Linked DNA regions of Homo sapiens: region 1 is linked to region 2. A link is a contact called in ENCODE Hi-C data. All regions are on one chromosome and are shown on one strand. Each heading gives the region's core, a stretch centred on a gene start or an enhancer-like site at or near the end of the contact. The rest is flanking DNA. Distances are from core to core; before and after follow the strand shown.

Region 1 (5,528 bases), core at 2,024-4,523, 110 kb before region 2:
TGAAGTCAGTCTTCTGCCCCATTCCTTCTGCTGTATTAGAAATACAGTGATGAAGGGACACACATAGTCCTTTGAGTCTTGGACCTTACAGTCTAATGCAGAATAAGGGAGCTTATATTCTAATATAAAAGAACGTATTAAAAATAATCCAGAAGAGAATTAAAATGGTGATACCTCATGAGAAGTTCTAGGAAAGTAATAAAACAGAAATAGTGATATACATTAAGAAGAGAGATCTTTAGCGAAGAAATGCCCTGGAATGCAATATCAAGTTTTTTCAAAGTAAGCAAGCATGTGACCATGACTTATTATATTTTAATACCCGGCTTCTAATTTTGTCCATAGCAGCAGCATGGTGTTTTACTGTACAGTCTCTGGACGAGGGACGGAGGTTGTCTCCTCTCACCTTCCCACTGGTCTGCCTTGAATTTCTTTCCTCCCTCCTTACCTAAAGTTCTCACTTTCTTGCCCTGCTGTGACTTAGTTTTCTATTGCTACTCTAACAATTTACCATAAATTTATTGGCTTAAAATAACACAAATGTATTACTTCACAGTTCCAGAATTCCAATGCAGGTCTTACTGGGGTAGAATCAAGGTGTTGACATAGCTGCAGCCATTCTGGAGGCTCTAGGGGAGAATCTGTTTCTTCACCTTTTCCAGCTTTTAGAGGCTCCACCTGTTCCTTGGCTCATGGCTCCCTTCCTCCATGTTCAAGGCCAGCAGTCTAGTATCTCCTTGACCCTCCTTCCATAGTCGAATCTCTTCCTTTTATCACAGCTAAGAAAAGTTCTTCAGTTTTTAAGACTCAAGTGATTAGACTGAGCCCTCCTGCATAATCCAGGATCATCTCATCACTTCAAGATCTTTAATTTAATCACATTGCAAAATCACTCTTATCATGTAAGCTAACATATTCACAGTTTCCAAGGATAAGGATGTGGATATATTTGAGGGCCATTATTCCACCTTCCACACTGAGATAACTAGAGCTTTCAGGTTTCTCATGGGAGAATTAAAGCCTATCATCTCTGGAAAAACTTTCATTCCCTCAAATATTGGCTAAGAATTATGGAGACAGTAGAGAAATAAACACATTCACAGTAAGGTTGTAATAGCTGGCACAGTCTATAGTTTCTTGTGGCATTTGATTACAAATGTTAAAAAAAACTTCAATGGGTCATATTTCTGGCTATATTACAGGTAGGCATATACTTCTTGATTTCAACTGGACTGTTCTCTTTTGAGTAGAATTATCTCATAATAGGGACAGAGGAGGGAAAAAATAAAACTTGCAGACTCTCCTCTGCTGTAGGGAGAGGCGAGAACTACTTTGATTTCTCTCCCCAACACATTTTGTTTGGAGATGAGGTCCAAACAACCTTAGTAAAGGCCAGGTTTTAGCATGTAAATGAATAGAGCAAACTCCTTGTGAGAGAAGTTCAAAATAGAGAAACTGTGCATGAAATAGAAATACCTCTTTTAACTCTGCCTTGTCATAGGTTCATCAACTTTACAGACCCTTTGATCTTTTTCATATGCTCATGACCATTTCTGACCCTTAGCTCTCTCCTCCTCACCCTGCCACTATCAAGCTAAGACTAGAGAAGCAGGAATATCTAGCCTTCTCTGTCAAGGAACTCAGAGCAACTTCCTATTACATTACATATCTTTTTCTCAATTCCAGTTTCCATATCACCTTTTCCCCCACATCAGGAAAAATCTATAACCCATTTCAGCACCTAACAGAGTACTTGGCTAATGATATGTGCACAATAGGTATTAAATGAATAAATGAATAATTTCTGATCTAGGAAACTGAGCTGTAATGACTGTGTGGCAGCAGCTACCATTGATTGAATACCTACTTATTGTACTGAGGCAGCTTTCCCATATTTTCTAGGTCTTCACATATTTTATCTCTTTAATCTTCCCACCAATTCTATGAGGTTGGTATTACTGTCTCTATTTTAAGATCAGGGGCTTTAAGAAACTTCCCTAGGATTACACAGCTAATAAGAGAGCCAGGACTTAAAGTGAGATCTGTCTCACACCTAAGTCCACTGTTCTTCCTGACTCTGTGCTGCTCCCTTCCTCCTTACCATCTTGGTCCAGTGAGAAACTCAGATAAGCATTAGCTAACAAACCTCCAGTCTTAGCTTGATAGTGGCAGGGTGGGGAGGAGAGAGCTAAGGGTCAGAAATAGTCCTGAGCATCATTATGAGCACGAAATACTTTTAACTGTGCTGTAATGATTATGTGTGGTATTCAATATGGGTTAGATGAATACTTATGGCTGTTTTGATTGCTCTCTTTATAGAGTTATTATTTTTGCCTATGTGTATGATTACTCAAAAGGTGTAAAAACTTTAGCCAAGAATCAAGCAAATTGCCAAACTTTATAACTAAATCCTGCCTGGGTTGGTCTTTTAGAGACCCTATATCATCACCTAGTGAGGCTTCCTCAAACCCTGCTATCTATAATTCAGAATTTAAAAAAATTTCTAAACTATAAGAGAAAAAGGTGACTAAGAGGATTTTGATTTCTGGGGTGCCTATTTTAAAATTCTTTTTGAAATATCACTTTTTAACAAATAATTTTTGTGTTTCTGATTTGCCGGTGCTGCCAACATGGGTTAACAGTGTCCACCGGGTAATCTGGCACTGGGCTTCGCTATTAAGTTGCTAAGTCTTTGGGTTTCTAGAGGAAAACTGGGAGAAAGCTGGGTGGCCAAGTGAACTGTGAAACCCAAAGACCTCTTGAGGTCACTTGAGTTTACTTCAGTACGTTTTTTTTTTTTCCTCCTCATACCATTTGTTCATACTCTTTCTTAGAAAAGCTAGGTTTGTATTCTATGTCGCAATGGATGATTTTCCCTACGTTTTAAACTCCCATATCTGTTTTAAACTCCGGGGAAAACTGTTCCTTGTTAGGATCGATGCACATTTTTCTTCCTTGGGTTTTGCATCGGTAAATTTCTAAAGATCCCTTTTCCGTAGAGCTTTCAAGATGAATAGCCAGTTCATAAAAACTGTCAAGTGCCTTGCAAATACCAAGAAATAATTCAGTCATGTTAATCTTTTACATGCAAATTTTGTTTCTTGTTATAGAAGTGTAAAATATGTAGTCATATGAAACCCCTTTGGTTATGTATTTAGGGATCCCAGGAGGATACATTGGATGAAAACCAATATTCACTCTAACAAGCACTTACTGAAATTCCATTAGGTGCGAAGAACCATGGTAGGTACTAAGGACACAAAGATGAAAATGATTCTCCAAATTGATCAGCCTGGACGTTGTTTCCCTCTGAAATCAATAGATTAATCATTTTTTAAATTTCTTGAGGCTCACGTAAGTAATTCTGATTTTCATAAGCACATATGAATATTCAGTTATTTGTGTAATAGTCTTATTGATAAAGTAACTTGGATATAGAGCTCCAGTGAGAGTTTCTGGATTCATGGCTAAGCCAATATTTAACTATAAGACAATAAAAAACACAGCAGTAAAAACTGAATTGGGCTAATTCATGATAAATAATCTCTGGGGTATTATCCAAAATGTTTTCTGCCTACACAAAAAAAGAAAATAAAGAAACACATTTGCCAAGAGAAGAGGAGGCTTGGAGGTAAATGGGGCACAGACTCTTCATCTGGATAATGTTTCTGTTCTATTAACATGCATCTGCCACACTGGGAATGTTGCTATTTCTTTTTGTTAGAGTGATGGCCTACATGTTGCCATGAGATGATCAATAGAAAAGTTTTAGAAGAATGAATATTAGAAGACTATGGAATAGAGTCAGAGAGAGGGAGAACCTAGGGAAATTGGTGGAGGCAGGGGAATACACCCAGAAACTGGGGTATATGGGGTGGGCGAGGAAGTAGAGAAAAAGAGTACATAAGGATAAGAAGGAGAGAGAAGTGAGAAAAAAAGAAAATAATAAAATAGAGTGAAAATGACAGGAAAGAGACTACACAGATGAGAATGAGGGGAAAAGGGAAGTTAACGGAGGAAGAAAAGGACAAAAAATGTTTAGAAGTAGAAGACAGAGGCTTCAATGAGACAGAGTAAAATGCTCACAACACTCTCTAGTGTTGGATTCTAAGATCCCAAGTCTGTTGTTGCCACAGCCAATTAACAGCACTAGTTATGGGCCTATCTAACAAGGAGACAAGTTCCAATTCTGTGCAAGAGTACTGCTTCTCAGCTATGTCTATGTGCCAAGCAGAAAAGCTCGATTCCAGCAGTCAAGGAAACCTGCCTATGCCTTGTTGTCATCTTAGCCTTGAGCCATGGCTTTCTTTGTGAAGCTTCGGGAATGGGTCAGGGTTCTCTAGACTAATGGAGTTGAGGCTAAGATGGACCATGCTTGGCTAGCACCTCTTCTGCTCCTTACCAGGTAGAAATCCAGCCTCATGTAGAGGAGTGAATAATCTTTAGTGACTTTAGTGAATAAGCTTTATTCACTTTATTCATTTTAGTGAATAAACTTTAGTGACTATGCAACATAGCAAAATAAAACGTGTTTTTTCTGCCTCACTGAGAGCAGAGGCACAGTGAGCACTCAACAAACAGATTAGAGTAGGAGAATGAGTGAAAGGAAAGAATGCTTTATAATGCTATTTGAACAATAATACTCTTCCCTGCCTCAAAAAAAAAATCCCCCAATGAAAACTTCCTAAAAATATTGCATATTATCTTCAGGCTATACATCATATTGTCAATGTTTGTGAAATGATGTCACTAGCAGCATCAATTAGTGAGGAAAAAAAGGCCCTCAATTTTTTGGTAACTAAAAACAAACACAACTTAACTTGGCTATTATTTATATTATTTTAAATATAAAATAGAACAATGTCTAAGTGTTTGGTGCACTGTAATGTAATGAATCATATCACGGGTCATGCTTTGCATAATGTTGTGCCTGCATTATGAGAGAATTGACATCATTTTATTATTGATTCCTCTTACCTCTGGATACAGTAATGTCTTTCCATGTAGTCAGAGCCTCTTTAATATCTGTCAATATTTTAATATTTCTTTCTAAAAAGTTCTTGCGCACTGTTAGATTTATTCTCAAGTATGTTATATTTTTTGCTGTAGTTAATATTACATTTTTAAAATTACATTTTCTCTTTTTGGATAGTGTAGAGGCAAATTATTGCTTTTTGAATAATTATCAGTTATCACACAACCTCTCTGAGGGCCCTTATTTTTTCTAGTTTTCTGCAGATTCTCTTGCATTCTCTATGTTTATAATCATCATCAATAATAATGACAGATTTTCCTCTTTTTATTTTTCTATTTTATTTTTGTCTTGTACTGAGTGAGACTCCAGTTTAAGTCAGGGTAGTGGACATCTTCTTCCCTTGTATTTTCATATTTTAAGGGATTGCTTTAAATTTCTCTTGTAATGTGTAGCTCGTTATAGGTTTTCTGAAAGACACTCATTATGAAGATAAGGAAATCACTCTTATTCCTAGTTTGCTAAGAGTATTTATCAAATCAGAAGTTGCTGAATT
Region 2 (5,233 bases), core at 438-2,937:
AAAACTGGTTTTAAAAAGGCAGTTGCTGACTCCATGGCACCAACCAATTGATAAAATCCATTTTACTGTTCAGTTGCCTGGCTGTCATGGACTCACAATTGCACATATTAATTTGCTAGTTAGCCCTTTAATTAGCTTTGTCTGCATAATTGTTCCCTTATGATAGTGGTGATGGTAGCATCTTTAACCATTGGGTCTGTTACAATAAAATCTGCTGTACAGATAGTTAAGAGTCAGATAATATAGCAGACTTCTAATTCTATGTCATGGTTCCTTTAAATAATAGACACATTTAAGAGGCCATCTGCCATATTAGAAATGCCTACTTTGAAAACTGCTTTTTTTTTTTTTTTTTCTGAGAGGGAGTCTTGCTCTGTCACCCAGGCTGGAGTGCAGTGGCGTGATCTTGGCTCACTGCAACCTCTGCCTCCCAGGTTCAAGCAATTCCCCTGCCTCAGCCTCCCAAGTAGCTGGGATTACAGGCACCTGCCACCACGCCTGGCTAATTTTGTGTGTGTGTGTGTGTGTGTTTTAGTAGAGACAGGATTTTATCATGTTGGCCAGGCTGGTCTCGAACTCCCGACTTCAAGTGATCCACCCGCCTCAGCCTCCCAAAGTGCCGGGATTACAGGCGTGAGCCACTGCACCTGGTGGAAAACTGCTTTTTTTCTAAAACTGTACATTGCCGAGCTGAACCTGACTCTGACTCCATTTGAATAAGTCACTGTATGGCCTTCATAAGAAAGTTCACTGGGGCCCATTGTTTGGGATACTATTGACTTAACATTCATTAAGAGACCCATAAAAACTTACTTCCTGCATGTTCAGTGCATAGTGTTTAAGCTGTAAATATGGCAATATGGGTGTAAATATTGGCTTAAAACTCTTCTTTGAGTCATTTATTTCCTTTATCTTATTGACTCTAAATTGCCATTCTCTTCTGTTTAGCCTGGCCCTTTCCCAGTCTCCAAATGTGCTTTCTGAATTCCCAGTGGCAGTTTTGTTGGGATTCTTCCCAAAAGAGTCAGGGGGCACCAAATGAGGATACTTTTGTTCTCACTCTGTTCCAGACACTCCGTAGCTGCTGAACACGAAGACGGCACTCCACTGGGATGACCTTTGATTCTTGGCAGAGAATAGTGATTTCACTAAGGGAATTCACTCTGGCTGATGGGTCTCTAGTGTTTGTCAAGATCTCTGTGGAAACAAACATTCAGAGGGTCTTTGTAGAAAAGTCCAGAAATAATTGAGCAAGTCAGGAGATCCTTACCCCTAAAAAATGTCAGGTTACACTGAAGGACTCCCTAATTGATGCCCTTGCATAAATTATTGCTGCTCCCTACCACTTTCCCTTTTCCCTTTAACTGAGAAAAATACAAAAGAAAAGTCAACTGAATCAAGACATAAATTCATTTTTACAGCTGAATAAGCTTTGTCTTTGGTTGTTTTAAAAATGAAATAAATGGAAAAATATTTGTTGGAGAATAATAAACACACCCAGGTACTTGCTGCTATTCTAAGGCTGGGCTAAGATTGAAGTGGCTCGGTAAGACCACCTGTGTTTCTTGGTTTGAGCCCAACAGAGCTTCAGAATTTGTATAGTTGGTTTCAGTCCAGCGACCTGGCTACATTCTTGGATCTCTTACTCAACATGAGGCATCAAGATCACTGGAAACTTTAACAAAAACATCAACAACTGGAAGAGCCAGTTAGCCTATGGTTTGACCCCCAGGCTGCACACCCTTACATCAATCTATTTCTAGTCTTCTGGGAAATTAGTTCAGCCTTCAAGGCAGGAGAAGGGGCAACCTGAGGGTACAGCTGCTCATCCCCCTCAGGAGATGAAGAATCCACAATCACCCCAAAGCACACATTTCCATGCTTGCTTTTAAATCTGCTTTCCACTTGGCCGAAGGGATGCCTCCATAACAACTCTGAAGGCATCAAAGAAAAAGCAACATACTCTGTCACATTCCACTATGGAATCCAATAAAAGAAACATAACTCAAAATCATTTCAGAAGCAATTAATAAATCGCTACTCAGAAGCAGTTCCTCAAGGAAGCTTGTTCTTCAGCCCAATAATCTGAAACACATCCGGAAAACAGTAGCCGAGGAGGATGAAAAAGATAACAAATCTTATTTTCCACTTGTCCTTTTGGTATACTTCAAAATAATTTGGATACTTTCTGAAGTAGCTGTTTTGAATAGTTTTAGTTAAATTTCCAAAGGTCTACTAAGTCCAGCTACCTTTATCTAAAGAAGATGGTGAAATAGCCATACCAACTTTAATAATAGCAAGCTAGAGGTATAGTCAATATCATTAGTGAGCTAGGTACCTTAGTCTTATTATTCAGTTTTCCAGTACCCATCTGTGTGACCTTAAGTAACTTAACCCCTCAGAGTTTTTAGATGAAAACAAAAAGATAGGATAACATTCTCATTTCCCACAGTGCATTTCATGAGTACACTGGGTTAATAGGTATTATGTGCAAAAAGAGTTTCACTTTTTTTTGTTTCAGAAATGCTGTATGAAACAAACTTAAATTGAGTTTCACCAGTGGATTGCTCATGTCTTTTAATATACTAATTATCATTATAAATTGGGGAGAGGGGTTATACTATGAAGCAATATCTAAATTTATTTGACCACAGGAGCATCATGGGAATAGTACACTCCAAGCTTTCTTCCAGCTCTGAAATTCCATTTTTCAGTCTGAAGGAGCTAATTGCAAATTGGCATGTACACAAAGGTCATCATCACAGCAATTATTAATCATCATTGAATGATGTGCTTCACAGGTGAATGTGTGGCAACATGGAACAGAGCAAGAATATATAAAATCCTACTTCAGTAGGAGGGTTTTTCTATTCTCCTCTTATTCTCTTAACCCTTGAGGGGCTGATCTCCTATCTTATGTGGCCTTGTTTGGAGAGATAAGGCCCCAGACTCACCATAGTGTAAACTGGTATTACTCATTACTGGTATTACTCATTGCACCCTATTATTCTCCTTGCCTTCCGTATGGAGCAATAGAAAGTCTAAATAATCAAAAGATCTGTTTTTCTACTCAGCATTTATTCATCACATCTCTACCATTATTTTCCAGGAAATAAAATCAAATTTATTTTTAGAACATTTTAAAGCAATAGCCCCAGTTAGAGCCCTGTGCTATGACTAGAATAGTTTCCCTAATCTAATATTCATGGATGACTGACTCATGTTCAATATTGAATTTTATAAGTTTCTTTCTCTTTCTTGTAATTATAACTTAGGCATCCCAGGATAAAAAAGCAAAAACGAGAGTGAATGTGAAGTAAATGAATTGTATTTCCAGTGACAATTCTGTTAGTGTTTTTTTTTTAATCTGTATTGCCTTCTTCTCCCAAATTATAAAAGGTATAAAAATGATTTGTGATTACTCTGTGGATATGGTAAAAAGTATAAAGTTAATTAAATTTTAAGTAGATTAACATTTTAATTATTAATAAAGATAAAAACATTTTTCCTTGTCAACAATTATTCATCTACTTGACGACTTCAGTGGTTACATCCATGTGTGGTCATGTTATAACTTATTTAATGTGTGGTGGCCATAAAAATGCTCCTCTCAAATCTCCTACTGCATGAAATATTATTGACTGATGGCTTCAGCTGCTACTCTTGGAATCCACCTCTGAACCTGTGCAAAAGCCACATTTCTAGTGGGTATTCCCGAGAGACACAGGACCCCTTTGATAGGTGCCTTTGGCTGGAGGACTCCTTATCAACATTGCCAAAACTTTGTTAAAACTGCGCTGCTGTCTAAGACTCTTCCACCCAAACTTCCTTCCTCCCCTCTCTCTTTCACCACGGTGAGAACTGCATGGTATTTTGATGGCTATCTCTCTCCGTCTCCCCTCTTGGGTGTTTGCCCTGTTGCATTATTAATCTTATCTCAGTTTTTGTTTCTTGGAAGACCCAGGCTAACACGAACCAATTCCCTATTGTTGGACACAGGCTATCATGCATTTTGTTTGTTTGTTTTTATTAAATTGGATTGCAATGAAATTTCTTGTAAGATATGATACATGGCTATTATTAATTAATTTTTTAGTATGTAATCTTAGACGTATAATTGCTGCTGGCTGCACGGGAAGTATATTTTTTAGGGCTTTTGATACACATTGGAAAACTGACCTCCAAAAGTTATTCCAATTTACTTTTTTATTTTGAGTTGTTTATGTTTTTTCTTAGTGACTTTCAAGAGAGTTTTACATAGTAAGGGCAATGAACAGTGAAATAATTTTAAATATTAGCAAGTATTGGCATAAATAATCAATTCTAAGTCAAATAACCTTAATAAGTGAATTCCACTTACTGTCATAAAACCTAAACCTCCCCCACATTCAAGATACACATACAAACTCACAGCATCTAGAAAATATTGTACATGATATTATTAAATTGAACAAAACAAAATAGAAAAAATATTGTCTTCTGGAAGAATTCCTGTGGAGCCAATAATATAAAGAAGCAGCCCAACCTCATATTGTTGGTAAATCATCTTGGTGAACAGCTAACAGAATCTGGCTAGAGATAGCAGAGGAATTTTGTGTGGGCATGTGCATTAGTTTACTTTCCAAAATAATTCCATCTGGATGCATGAGAAATGTTCTATCTGTTTCAGCTCATTAGGAGATGAGATTCAAGCAAACATGTTCATTGATTTAACATGCTTGATCCCCTAGACATGAGTCATCCATTTCAATTTGCTCCACCAAGTTTGGAGATGGAAGACAACCCATAAGCATTTTCTAAATTGTCCATTAATTGATAGCTTAGAAAGCCATAATATTTTATTGGCTTTCTCTAAATCAGGACCCAAAACAATTAGAAACATGGGAAGTGGGAAGGAATGAATGGTTTAAAGCTCAGCTCTAATTTATTTTCATTGAGTCTTCAACAGGTCAAGGAGACAACTTCACTAATTTTAAGTAAAATGGCCCTGCTCAGAGATACATTATAGAAGGCTTACTTTTCTACACTCTGAGTCTCAACTTAAAATTGGCTTGAAAAGTGTACTATAAGAGTTTAAAATTTGCATCATTTCCACATGTAGACAATGTTTATTTCCTGTTCACTTCTACAGACAACTACGGCATTCCCAAGTTAATAACAAAAAATCCTACTAAGCCCATAATGGACTGTACGGGCATTGTGAGGGTTACAAAGAAGCCATGTCTCCCCACCC

Evidence for each region. Hi-C counts contacts between places; a loop is a spot of excess contacts on that map. Pooled maps may share reads with other maps.
Region 1: a map of K562 shows a loop between it and region 2 (2.0-fold over the local background). The contact joins the promoter of LINC00392 here to the enhancer-like site in region 2. A Hi-C loop is called at or near these places in 1 of 168 maps with a recorded cell type or tissue (K562) and 1 of 50 pooled maps.

Annotation. Positions count from the first base shown.
Region 1 is chr13:73,561,989-73,567,516 of GRCh38, reverse strand. LINC00392 (long intergenic non-protein coding RNA 392) reads right to left here and starts at 3,273. Exons shown (of 3, transcript NR_047009.1): 1 at 3,215-3,273. All of the region lies in intron 2 of LINC00393 (long intergenic non-protein coding RNA 393), which reads left to right.
Region 2 is chr13:73,447,210-73,452,442 of GRCh38, reverse strand. No RefSeq gene overlaps it. Among named protein-coding and RNA genes, the nearest start is that of LINC00392, 110 kb to the left of the region's middle. Within about 2 kb of position 1,687, at least 4 of the 41 ENCODE cell types and tissues checked have a DNase peak (open chromatin) inside an H3K27ac peak, as active enhancers do.